Linked DNA regions of Homo sapiens: region 2 is linked to region 1. A link is a contact called in ENCODE Hi-C or POLR2A ChIA-PET data. All regions are on one chromosome and are shown on one strand. Each heading gives the region's core, a stretch centred on a gene start or an enhancer-like site at or near the end of the contact. The rest is flanking DNA. Distances are from core to core; before and after follow the strand shown. Region 1 has its middle 35 kb from the start of MIR4262. Region 2 has its middle 76 kb from the start of MIR3681HG.

Region 1 (6,818 bases), core at 3,089-5,588:
AATTACCCGTAACACACCAGAGACAATCACTGTTAGTGGCTTATTTCCTTATCTGTTTTATGAGCATTTTAGTGAGTGTATGACTGTGTGTATATATGTTTCAGTAATATTTTCTTTTAAAACAGTGGTATTAGAGTCTGTCTTTTTGATTGACTATATTTTGAACATTTCCACATGTCATTCAAATAATTCTTGAAAATATGGTACTTTTTAATACTCTATCATTTCTCCCCACCATATTTTATTTAACCCTACCCTGCCTTTTTACTTATATTTTTGCCATTTAGGTTGGTTTCATTTTTCTTTCTTTCTCTTTCTTTCTTTTTCTTTCTTTCTTTCGATTATAACAAATAACATTATAGTGAATATTCCGGAATAAAAATTTTTCTCCACATTTCTGATGATTTTCCTAGGACAGATTCCCAGAAGTCAATTACAGGATCAAAGGAGATAACATTAGTAGGGCTTTTGATATGTATTGCTAAATTGCTTTCCTGGAATTTACTCTCCCACAGCACCGAGGGAAAGGGCCTACATTATGGTACTCTCAAGGGCACTAAGTATTATCTTAAAAAAATAAAGATCAATTAGGTAAAAAGCAGTACCTTTATTTAATTTGTGTTTCTGGTTGCCAGTAAGGATAAACATTTTAGAAATACTTCTTGACCGTTTATCCTTCTGCAAATGTTCTCTTCCTCAGACAAAGGACATATATTTTAAGTTGATTTGTATGATGACCCTGTGTTGAAGTCATTGACATGTTATCCTATACATTAGAAATGTTTTCCCCTTTAGGTTGTCATTGGCCTTATAATTTTGTTTGGGGATTTTTTTCGACACATAGGAATTTAGCATTTTCTATTGTCAAATGTATTTTTTAATTTTTTGTTTTGTAACATTCATTACTTTTATGCTTACAATTTCATTCTTGACCCATCTCTTAAATAATGTAAAACATAATGGCTCTGCCACTGAGAACAAGGTTTGGAAAGGCTGTCTTTGAAACCAGAGTTGACAGGTGGAGCTGATTCTCTATTGTGATGTTTTCTCCCAGCTGGGCCTGGGTAAATGCCTTCAGGATCCTGTTTACTGGGCACGAGGCTGATCAGCATGGGCCTGTGGAGCCTTGGAGTTTAGCTCTAAGCGCATCAAGGAAACTGCGCCACTTTCGTACCCATGGCTTTTCTTCTTAGTGGACCTTTCCTCCTGTCATCCAGACCCTGAGGTGGGTGGAGACTCTTCTTTCTGTATTTTACAATCTGATTTGAGTCGTCACCAGGAACCCCAAAGGCCCATGACCCATAGTGGTCTGTGTCTTTCCAAGTTGTGAATTAGAATCCCAGTGGCTATGAGGCTGTCGGGTGACAAGGAGCTACTTTGTAGTGAGTGATCAAGGCTATCTTCGTGTGGCACCTGCTTTGTAGTGACTCCTGTAACACTACTTGCAAAGTAGTAAAACTTTATTTTTCGATGAAGCTTGCTCCTGAAAGAGAACCAAAATCTTGCACCAATGATGAAAACAACTGGTGCCTGAGGTTCGCTTTTGCGTTGATGGAGACCTGAGTTTGATTTCTTAGCTGAAGCTAAGAGGGAATATGATTACAGTGGAAAAGGCAAGGATTCAGAGCTGCTTGGAACTGGGTTCAAATTGCTTCTCTGCTACTTGCTGTGTGGCTTTTGACAAGTCATTGAATCTCCCTGAGTTTCTACTTCCTAATCATTAGGAGAGACCCCAGTCCTGCTGTCCCTTTCCTGGAAAACTGGTATGTCTGGAATGAGGCAACGCAGGCCAAGTTGTTGACACACACGAGGCTCTGAGTGAATGGCAGATAGCATTTTTATCTAGAAAAAGAAAAGCAACCTAAGTAAGAAAGTGATGGAATTAGGGATTGTGGCAATTTGTGAAAATTTCAGGAATAATGTTTTGGAATGTCAGGGATCTGTTACTGAGATTTTCCAGAAACATGAAGTGATGGGTTAGCAATGAGGGAAAAACACAAGCACCGCACACCTTGCAGAAGCATTGATTTTGATATTAAAACTCACAGTAACACACAATGGAGTAGGCTGCAGATCCACATGAACTATAGGGTAAAACAAGGCTTTGTGAAATTGCTCACCAGTGGAAGGTCTCTTTGGCACTTAAATTGCCGGGTGCTCTGAATTCTCCTTTTACTGTTAGGGCTGCTTTTGGGGAGATGTTTGAGAAGCTGTGGATAATGTGAGGTGCTTCCCCAAAGGGGAGAGGGAACCTGCTGGGCAGCCACACTGACATTGCTCAGAAGGGGATGGTTTCCTCCTGAGGTGGGATTTCCCCTCTCCAGCTCGGCTGTGGCACAGCGTCTCTACAAACTCCTGGTAGTTCTCATGGGTGCTGTTCTCAGAGTATTTCTTGTTCTTCCAGGCACTCGGTAAAATTGCAACTTCCTACTCCCTTGAAATTAGGTACATGTGACCTGTCATGGACTGTAGCGTGTGGACAGAAGCCTCAAAAACTAGTGTTTGATGGGCCATTTTGCTTTCTGTAATCTCAGCCATTGCAGAGACAAGGATTAGAGCCTCCCTCAGCCTGGGTCCCTGAAGAAGGAGGCTCTGTCGGTTATGATGACGTGTAGCACAAGTGAGCAATAAACCTTTCTTGTCTGAAGTCTTGGGCATTTGGGATTGTTTCTCATTATATCAGCAAAACCCACCTTATTCTGACTGATAGACTTGAGAGCAGTTACCAAAAAATCAATGGCTTTATTTTGTCCACCTGGCCTACACAGTAGTGATTCACAGCTGACACTCAGATCGGCTTTACATTTCTTTTTTTTTGAGATGGAATTTTGCTCTTGCTGACCGGACTGGAGTACAATGGCACAATCTTGGCTCACTGCAACCTCCGTCTCCCAGGTTTGAGTGATTCTCCTGCCTTAGCCTCCTAAGTAGCTGGGATTACAGGCACCTGCCGCCACCAGACCTGGCTAATTTTTGTATTTTTAGTAGAGACTTGGGGTAGGGGGGGATTTCACCATGTTGGCCAGGTTGGTCTCAAACTCCTGACCTCAGGTGATCCTCCTGCCTCGACCTCCAAAATTGCTGGGATTACAGGCATAAGCCACTGTGCCCGGCCTCAGATCTGTTTTACTTTAGAGACTTATGAGCATGTCATGTGCCTGGCCAAGAAGATCCAGGTATGAGGGTGGCTGGGCTGTAACACTCCCTCCATACCTGCTCCAGGATACCAGGCTCCAGCCCTGATGCAGCTGATCAGGCTGAAGAGGAGAAAGAAAGGCAAGGACAAGCGTTGGCCCAGGACCTGCCATGTGGCAAGGGATCTGCTCCATGCTTTCTCTACATTACTTCTAATGATCACAGCAATCTATGAGGTGATTATTGTTCTCACTCCTCTTTTATAGATGGGAAAATGGTTTCTTGGAGAAGTTAAGTAACTTATTTGGAGCCACATACCTGGCAAGGGTATGTGAGTAGAGATGCAAACTTAGGCTGAGAAAATGATCTTTGAAGGAGGGAAACTGTTTCGTTCCCACCTGTAAGTTCTGTTTTTTGGCAGTGCTGAATCTCATCAAATTAGATCCAGAGAGGCCAGTTATGGTGGCTCATGACTGAATCCCAGCACTTTAGAGGCCAAGGTGGGAGGTCAGGAGTTTGAGACCAGCCTAGGTAACATAGCAAGACCCCCGTCTCTACAAAAAATAATTAGCTGGGTATGGTTGTGTGTACCTGTAGTTCTAGCTACTCAGGAGGCTGAGGAGGGAGGATCGCTTGAGCCCAGGAGGTCAAGGCTGCAGTGAGCTGTGATAGTGCCACTGCACTCCAGCCTGGATGACAGACCCTGTCACAAAAACAAACAAACAAAAAACCAAAAAACCCAGGAAGCATTTTCTGACCGCTGAGGCTGAAAGGAGCCTTGTCCTCCACTCTCCATCCTCATTTTTGCTTACTGTGTGTTTTCCTTCATAGCTCTTTGTCGTTTAGTGCTTGTTTCTTCCACTATTGTAGAAGGACCACATTGTCTTATTAACCCTTGGGTTCCCAGGACCTGTCCAAGGCTGGCATGCAGGAGACATTTAGTAAAGAATGATAAATAATGATTGCTTATATCAATAAAGCCTCCTTATGTTGATAGAGGAACCCCTGAAACAGTTTAGTGCAGAAGTCCAAAACACAAACTAGAGACAGACAGCCTGGGTTTGCATCTCAACTTTGCTACTTCCTAGCTCTGTGGCTTTCAGGAAGTTACTTAACCCCTCTGTGCCTCATTTTTCCCATCTGTCAAATGAAGATAACACTAGTAACTTTCCTCTTGATTGTTGTGAGAATTGAACAGGGTGTAAAGAACCTGGAAAGCACCTGGAACAGTGCCAGCCCATAGTAAGTACGCAGCGAGAATGAGCTATTTGTATTGTGTAAACATGGTGGACAGTGTCTGTTATGTATCCAAAATGATTGTTGTTGGAGACTAAGAGAAAATGGATGCAGCTACAGTACTGAGGAGGCTGCAGTGTCTGACCAAATACAAAATAGTTTGGTACAGGAGCTGATCAAAGAACACGCATTGAGACAGACCTGGAGTTTGACATCAGCTTTGACTTACTAACCTGGTGACCTTGGGCAAACCTCTCTCCTACGCTCAGCTGCATTAGCAAACACATGGACCAACACCACTAGAAGTGAGTGAAAATAAGGCAAATAACCATAAAAATGGGAGTAATATCCCTGCATGGCAGATTTGGTATGTGGATGAGATGAGATTTGGTCTGTGAAACCTCCTGCACAGAGCAAAAATGATTTCTGAACAAATGTACAAATGAAAGTGGATTTTGCTACATGAATGCAGAGAAGAGATAGGTGGTGCCCATTCAGCTTAGGACTTAAAAAGCCCATGCTGGGTAGGAGAGGTTATGTGAGGGATGAGGATTTCTTAGTGATTGGGTGAAATTCTGGCATTGAGAGTCACATGTTGATAATTTTTCCAGGGACACAGAGAGGGTTCGTTTTGCTGTCCCACACGGCATGCCTGTGCGTGAACAGCTCTCTGCTAATGCACTGTCACGTGGATCTATCGCAACACCAAGCCTTCCACTTACCACTGACAATGCAGGAACAAAGACATCAAAACCACTGCTCTTAAAAAACTTCCTAATGACTACAACATTTTGGCTTACTGAACATAACTGAATTAATTCATAGTTTTCCCAGAACAGGAACTGAATTCATCAATTTACGACTTTGTCAGCTTGTTTTGGAGATAGGTCAATCAGTTACATTCATTCTGGGAGAAAATAGCGGTGAGCCAATTTTTTATACCTCACCTGAGCAGCTAAACATTGGGTGGTCTTTGTCTGCAGTTGAACAGTTTAATCCGTTCCTTGTATACAAGAAACTGTGAGCTGAAACATTACATCAAACTGCTAGTCTGCACCCTGCACCATGAAATATCAGCTTTATTAGTTCCATTCTTGACGACATTGTGCAATAATGAAAAGCATATTGTGCAACCACGTATGGGAGATTTCAATGCACACATTTCCAAATGGTCTTCTTGGTTTTCTAAGTGTAAACTACTTAGCGGCCATGGAGTTAACTGAAATATTATTCAGTCAAAACAACATTGCTATTATTCACTTAATACAAAGCCCACAAGAGATGCCTCTGGTATATAAAATATACTATGAGTAATTATGTAACTGCTAACCTTCTTTGAATCATTTCCATTGCCATTCAGGAAATGGAAGCATCAGCTACCCTAGATTTTAATTAACTTTGACCATAGCTCTTGGTAAGTGGGAGGAGAAAACATTATTTGGTAAACTATAAGGCAAAAGCATAAAAGTTAACAAAGTTTGTAGTTAGTTCTTAGATGCTCTCTCATTTGTAATGTGTGACTCCATTTGAGAGAGACCGTGGGGAAATTATGAATCAAATTTCAGGAGCAAATGTGATGCTTCTTGAGGTGATAAAGAACGTGGTCTTCTGAAGTTGTTTGGATTAGAAAATATTTCCTTTCCTTGTCAAGGTCATTCTGTTGTCACAATAAACAGGACAGGTTTCTTAAAAAATCTCAAGTGACTACAAAATTCGGCCTAATCGGAAATTTAACTCTGGTGCCATACTTAGTAAGCATTTTCTATGATCTCTCAGGCAAGCTGAATGCAGATATTTAATATGGGAGGAGATTGAGATTGGAGGAAATCTCAATTGTTTAACAACAACAACAAACCTTTTTAATCTCCTTTTTTATAAGATGTTGGGATATCAAGTTAGAAGCAACTTTATAAGTCATTTAAACCAATCTAACATTGGATTTCCTCTAGAGCATTCCTAACTCGGTCATCTTCTAACCTTGACTTGAAATTCAATGGTGGGGAGCCAGTACTCTTTATGCAACCTTATTCTTTCCTAGTTCAACTCTCTTTGACTGTTACTCTTTCTCTTTCCCTCCATCCCTGTCCCTCTGTCCCCGTCCCTACGACCCCATACCCCCCTCCCCCCACCGTCCGCTCCCCTCTCTCCCCCCACCGTCCGCTCCCCTCCTCCCCACTCCGGTGTCCTGCCCCGCCTCCAGCACCCTGCCCCCCTGTCCCCTCGCCCCCCCATCCCCTCACCTCCGCCCCCACCCTTCCCCTCCGCCCCCACCCTTCCCCTCCGCCCCCACCCTTCCCCTCCGCCCCCTCCGCCCCTGCCCTTCCCCTCCGCCCCCTGTGCCCCTACTCTTCCCCACCTCTTCCCTTCCTTCCCCTCCTCTTCCCTCCCCTCCACCCTGATTCTTTCCCTCCTCCTCTCCCACTCTCCCTGTGGGTCTCATGCCCATA
Region 2 (6,818 bases), core at 1,429-3,928, 58 kb after region 1:
ACCTTGGTTTGCTGCTGTAGTTTGACAGCCACACTCTCAGCTTCTTCTCTGTCCTGGATCACAGTCCATTAGATTTCCTCCCAAATCTTGACCCTGGATTTTGTCTGCTAGTTTTCTCTTTTCTCCTGATATTTGAACTCGAGATTTTCTGGATTTCAGCCTACTTGATCTGTATCACAGTGGAGAGAATCCAACAGGTCTGAATCTGAATCCTGGCTTTGCCATTTACTAATTGCTTGGTCTTTGTGAAGTGATTTAACTCTCTGGGTCTCAGTTTCATGATCTGTAAAACAGTTTCATGATTATGAGAAAATCAAATGAGCTCTTGCATGTACTATGCATTCAATGAATAGAAGATTTTGCTGTTATGATTTTATAAGGAATTTGGGTCATATTCGCCTTCTGATTTTTTTTAAATGTTGGCTACCTTGAGTAGAAACCTTCAACCTAGCCTCCACCTTTGCTTCATCTTCAAATTCAAACCCTACCTTCTTACCAGTTGCATCTACCCTGCTTCCCAGGTATGTATTAAGCCTGCTTTTGTACCACGTGGGTTTTACATTTGGTTTCTATTGTTTCACCAATGTGAGTTTAGCCTCCCTAGTAAAGACTCATACAACCGAGAGTAGGGACTGTCTTCTGCTTCTGCTCCTGCAGGAGGTGGATATTGGTCAATGAGATCCCAGGTCATAATCGTTGATTGACTGGGTTAAGAGTTCTTCTTAAAGGGAGATTAAACAATCTCCCCTCTTAATTTCATATTAATGATCTGGTTTAAATTTCTTTTCTTTTTTATTTTTTAAATCAAAATGAAGTTCAGTAACTAAGACTTCTTTCAAGGATTAAGCTCAGTCAGCCTAGAATGGGGTGTTCCTTTTCCCTTCACCAAGTCTGCATTGCTGCCCTGCTTCTTAATACTTCCTTTGTCTCTTATTACTCGACAGGGATTTGTATTTTTCATGCTGTCCCATTCAGTTTTCTTAATGACCTGTTGGGTTATTCCTGTTTTACAGACAATCTGAGGTTCAAGGTGAGTAAATAACTTGGCCAAGGTTATTCAGTAAGTAGGAGGGCAGGCATTATAAGTCCTATCTTTGTGATTCCAAAGCTTATACTTTGTCTATCAGAGGTCTTCTTTGAATCCCAACTTCATTATTTATAAAATGAAAATAAAAATGCCCTACTTATCACATCAGATAGTTGTGAAGGCCCAACAGGAGTCAGTCTGGGTGGGAGTAGTGAAGGCAACGTGTCTGAGGTCCTAGGCCTGGACAATGGTGGAGGAGAGCAGCTGAGATTAGAAGTAGCCAGACCTACACACATGCTGTTTGCAACTTGCAGTTCGCCTCTGTGTCTCGAGTAATGAGAGTGTCTACATTGGTCTTGGTAAAATGCAGGGCCACTAGGATGGAGATGGAGACTGAGTGGGAAGTGACCCCAGAACTAGAAGTAGGGATGATGCAAGAGTAAAATGATGAAAGCTGGTTGAAGATGGGCCACAGTCTGCCTAAGAGATACCCCATTCTCTAATGAGGGGTGGCTGGAGATAATAAAAGAAACCTTCTCTGTATCGAATGATAAATGCATTGTCTGTAGTTATGCTAAAAATTAGCTGCGTAGTCAATTTAACCAAGTGAAGTAGATGAACCTATGATGGCCAATTAGTGGCTGCATTAACTTGGGGCAAGTTCTTCATCCTCTTAGGACCTCAGTTTCTACAGCTGTAGAAAGGGCTTCTTGTGAGGACTAAATCGAATAATATATGTGAAATATCTCACCACGTGAGACTTATAGCACATTTTCAAAAGTAGCGCTTAATGGGGATTCTCAATGCATTGACATCCAAGTCAATAATGGAAGCCTCCCGAGGTTGTTAGGAGCAGAAGCCATTGGGATGGAGACCAATGTCTTGTTGAGATGTTGGTATTCCCAGTGTTTGGAGTCGTCTAGCTGCTCTGTTTCCAGAATGGAGCCTGAACCCAGCTTATTCTTATTTGGGGCCACAGGCAAGGGTGGGGGTGACCCACCACAGATATGCTCTGTAACTGGCAAACCACTGTTCTGGGTGAAATTCAAGGACATTTCAAGGGAAGTCTTCACTTCCAGTTTAACTGATAATCATCAAGCCTGACCAACTGTATGTTGCAGAAGGAAAGTCTATTAGCTTTTGGGCCCCTGTTTAAAATCTCTTTGTGGGTTGGCTGGCTCCTTTTTTGTTTTTGAAAATAAGCAGAAACATTTGGAGATCAAGCCACTGCTTTCTTGAAATGTGCATAGTAAAACATTTGGCGCTTCCCGGAAGGGCAGGGGTGAGCACGTTGCTGGGGCCCCCGGCTGGACTGATGTGTTTGTTCTGTCAAGGGCTGTGGCATCAGCATCCTGGTTGGGATTTTTGCCAAAATAACCCATAAAATAATTGAATCTCCTTTCCTCCCCCAGAAGGGTAAGTTGCACAGTTCCTCTCAACATGCTGTTAAGCACATTCAGGTCACATGTACGAAGGGATTTGGAAGTGGAAAGTATAAATCAACTGGGAAGGAAACAGTTCTCCTGAGTGTATGAAGTAGACGAAGCACTTCCTGGGCCTTTTGCAAAGCAAAGGAGAACAAATACAGAGGCCTCTGGGTCACGGTGGGAGATGCAGGGGAAATGAGAATACACGAAACCCTGCGTGGGCGTGCAGACTGGAGTGCACACACTGTGCAGGAAGCCATGGGACGCAGATGGAATCAGAAGTGGCCTCTCCCCAGGCTTCATGTGACCATGCTGGGGAACAAAACTGTGCCACAAGTGAGCATCAAGCATTGGCCTTGCTGGAAAACCAGCAGAGGCCTCACGACTGGGACTGCAAGGTTTCCTCTCCTGCTTCCTGCTTGGAGGTGGGTTGGGGTGGAGGGAGTGCAGAATACCTAAGGGTCAGGCAGGGACCCCAGGGCCACCTCTGTCCCCTTCCCTGGTGGGAGGGATGTTCCATGCCAAGGCCTCCTCAAGGGTGGACAGCACAGTGATTAATCCGTTTCCCAGTGCCTGGCACATGGCTGGCCTTCTGGGAGGCACATCTGCCTGGGTGGACACTGGCAGCATGCCCTCCTGGGCACTGGGGAAGGAACAAGAATCTGCTCCTTGGGATCAACAGGCCTAGCCTCTGGGACTCTAGGCTGACCGTGGCTCTCCCTCTGAAACGAGGTCTCCTCTGTGTGGAAGGGGGCAGTTCCATCTACAGCCTTTTAGGGTTGCACTGCAGACTGAATGCCTTCATGTGTCAAGCGCCTCATACAGTGCCTGGCAGATAGCACTCAAAAATTAGTTCTGTTTTTCCTTGTTCCATTTCTAGGTTTTCCAAACCCTCTGAAAATTATTCGATCATGGGAAAAATGGACATAGCGTGGGCATCCAGACTGAGTGTCTGAATTTTCATCCAGGAGTTTTTATTTCCCAGCCTTATGACTTTGAGCAAATTACCTGCCTTCCCTGAACTATCTGGGGCTTTCCCGAGAAGCATCACAGAGTGCTGGCCCTGGTCTGGACCCTGGCACCACTCTGCCTGTATTTTTTTTTTTTTTTTTTTGAAACAGTTTCGATCTTGTTGCCCAGACAGAAGTGCAATGGTGTAGTCTTGGCTCACTGCAACCTCTGCCTCCTGGATTCAAGCGATTCTCCTGGCTCAGCCTCCCAAGTAGCTGGGATTACAGGTGCCCACCACCACACCCAGCTAATTTTTGTATTTTTAGTAGAGATGAGGTTTCAGCATGTTGGCCAGGCTGGTCTCGAACTCCTGACCTCACGTGATCCACCTGCCTCAGCCTCCCAAAGTGCTGGGATTACACACACTGCCTGTATTTTAAATCTGGCTCTTCACAGATGACTTGGGCAAATAACTTAACCTCTTTCGGTCTCTTTCCTTAGCTGTAACGTGAAGATAATAATGGTTCCTGCCTTCATCGGTTGTTATGGGGAATTAGAAGAGATTAATACTTGTAAAGTGCTTGAGAGTGCTATAAAAGTCTTAACTTATTATTTCTTCATCTGTAATATAAAATGAGAATAACGCTTCCAGCCTTGGTCATTTGATAGATGTAAGTGACGGAATAAAAAGTCGGAAACACCTCTGAAGTCTATAGAGCACTCTACACACATGAGTCACTGTTTTATCATCCTCAGAGGCTTCCTAGAGCCACTTCTGTCGTCACCTGCTTCTCCAGTCACAACGGTAACTCCCTGTTTTGTGTCCCTCTGAATTTCTATTACAGCATCTGCAAATCTTATTGGCCTTTATGTTTACATGTCTGAGTTGGTGTTGTGGGACTTTTCCTTAGTTCAGCTAAAGACGGGGTCCTTGTCACATGGCCATGAAAGATTAGGCTCGCAGACAATTCAAAGGGTGAGTAAGGCAGGGTTTTATTGGATGAAAAGGAAGAAAAGGGGTTTTAGCAAAGCGAGAGAGTGTACTTCCTGCCTGTGTGCTTCCCGCCTTGCAGATTTAATCACATGTACCACCCAGGAAGAGGAGGAGCCAGGATCCTCCCTGCTGCAAATGGTGCAAACTTCTGTGGCTCCATCCCAGTGCACAGGCCGGGTGGAGTTTCCTTGGAGACCCCTTCTCACCTGGCTGTCTCCCTGGGGAAACACTCCTTGTGCTGAAAGAATGCATCTAATTTGGCCCTGTATTCCCAGTGCCTAGCCAGGACTGTGCAATAAATATTTGTGGAATGAGTGCAGAACTTCAGAGGAACCCAAGGTAGACCAGGAAGCCCTTGCCCACAGCTCTGGACCTTTCTGACTTATTGCTGCTTCTCTCTCTTCTAGTAAGCAAAGAAAAGCCTGACTACATTTCTAGCACCTTCATCTGGATATGTAATATTAACACAATAATAAATTTGAAAATACCTAGTCAGTGTTGGCATATAGTAGGTGCTCAGTTTAAAAAACGATGGGCCCAGGGAAGCCTTAAGCATACAAATCTCCTCATTAATTCACCCTGAGTTGTAACAGCCTTATTACTATTGCTGAGAAAATAACAATCTCTTTTAATTATGCTATCCTAGTATATATGCCGATTATAAGCTGTTGTCTGTTGTTCCAGTATTTTTGCACATATGTATATACTTATTTGCAAAAAGGGATCACGTGATATGTATTTGTCCTCATCCATTTGGTTGCTATCACAAAACACCACAAACTGAGCAACAGAAATTTTCTTGCAATTCTGGAGGCTAGGAAGTCCAAGATTCTGTGCCTGCTGAAGGCCTGCTTTCTGGCTCATAGACAGCAATCTTTTCCTGTGTCCTTATATGGTGAAAGGGACAAAGGGTCTCTCTCAGGCCTCTTCTTACGAAGGCATTAATTCCATTCATGAGGGTTCTATAGTCATGACCTAATCACTTCCCCAAGACCCCACCTCCTAATACTATCCCCTGGGGATAGATTTCAACATAAGGAACATTCAGATCATAGAAGTACGAGGAGTATTTTTCCAAGTCATTTTTTTTTCCTAGGGTGATTTTTCACTGGTTAATGTTATTTCATCAAGTATGTGTACAATAAATTATTTAAACAACATCCTGTTGTTGGACAAAGTGCCCAGATGGCATTTCAGTCTATTTGAAGGAGAGAGATTCAGCAAACAGCCACATATATAAATGGAAAATTTCAGCAGTGGTGAGTGCTATGAGGGAGAGGCACATGGTGTCATCAGAGGGTATGGCAGGGAGATTTTATTTGCTTAGAAAGTCACAAATGAGCAGTGAACTGAGGGCAAGATGGGAATTAAACAGATCCAAAGAATGTCCAGGATTGTGCACGGGGACATGAAGAGAGTCCTGGAGAAACCTCCAGGAGTGTCGATAGCTCAAGGTTGTGTTAAAAGAGGAGTCCACAGTAGAGAGAGAGAAAGATGGATGGACAAAGGAGAGACTCGGGAGAAAGATAACTCAAATGCTAAAGAAAAAGGGCATGGTGCAGTGTGAAATGTTTCAGGGAAATCAAGCAGATCGGTGCAATGAAAAATGCCCATTGGTGTAGGCAATCACGTGACCTCAAAGAAAGCTGTGTCTTTGAGAGTCTGGCTCAGATCCACATTGATTGGAAGGGAACTGAGAGGTTCCCTTCCAATCACTTCCTCTCACTTGAGGAAGTGAGAATGTTCATGGTGGACTACATTTCTAGAAACATAGCTATGCAAGCAAGCAGGGAGGAGGTAATAGCTACAGCAGAACCTGTGGGTCAAGGCATAGTTCCATCTTCTCTGGGAGCCTCTTTTGTCTCATGCCTGCTAGGAAATCAAGACTTCCTGTGCCCACGGACTAATCAGAGTGTAGCATTTGTTTGCTTGTCTGTCTGTTTTCCTTCAGTAAGAGATCTCAGGTAAGAATTGAGTGCTCTCACCTTCTAGTATAGTGCCTTTTTTTTTTTTTTTGAGACAGAATCTCACAGTCTCAAAAGGTGCTGAAGTGCATTGGTGTGATCTCAGCTCACTGCAACCTCTGCCTCATGGGTTCAAGCAATTCTCCTACCTTGGCCTCCCAAGTAGCTGGGGCTACAGGCATGCACCACCACACACGGCTATTTTTTGTATTTTTAGTAGAGATGGGGTTTCACCAGGTTGGCCAGGCTGGTCTCCAACTCCTGGCCTCAAGTGATCTGTCCTTATCAGTCTCCCAAAGTGCTGGGTTTATAGGTGTGACCCATTGCACCTGGCCCTAGTATAGGGTCTTTTAATAAGTACTGAATATTTGTGGAGTATCTTTTTCAATCCAATCTGGGGCTAACTTGGGCATTAAATGACCAGCAAAGAAGAGAATGACTATTCAGAAGAGAGC

Evidence for each region. A loop is a pair of places that touch in the nucleus more often than their neighbours do. ChIA-PET counts read pairs that join two places held with the same protein, here RNA polymerase II (POLR2A). Pooled maps may share reads with other maps.
Region 2: a loop to region 1 is called in a map of breast epithelium, with 16 times the contacts of the local background. The contact joins two enhancer-like sites. A Hi-C loop is called at or near these places in 2 of 168 maps with a recorded cell type or tissue (K562 and breast epithelium), 6 of 37 single-sample maps with no recorded cell type and 2 of 50 pooled maps. POLR2A ChIA-PET finds 5 or more read pairs at or near these places in 3 of 52 experiments (A549, HEK293 and MCF 10A).

The regions. Positions count from the first base shown.
Region 1 is chr2:11,868,498-11,875,315 of GRCh38, forward strand. No RefSeq gene overlaps it. Among named protein-coding and RNA genes, the nearest start is that of MIR4262, 35 kb to the left of the region's middle. RefSeq lists an enhancer at 2,358-2,427. Within about 2 kb of position 4,339, at least 3 of the 41 ENCODE cell types and tissues checked have a DNase peak (open chromatin) inside an H3K27ac peak, as active enhancers do.
Region 2 is chr2:11,927,958-11,934,775 of GRCh38, forward strand. No RefSeq gene overlaps it. Among named protein-coding and RNA genes, the nearest start is that of MIR3681HG, 76 kb to the right of the region's middle. Within about 2 kb of position 2,679, at least 5 of the 41 ENCODE cell types and tissues checked have a DNase peak (open chromatin) inside an H3K27ac peak, as active enhancers do.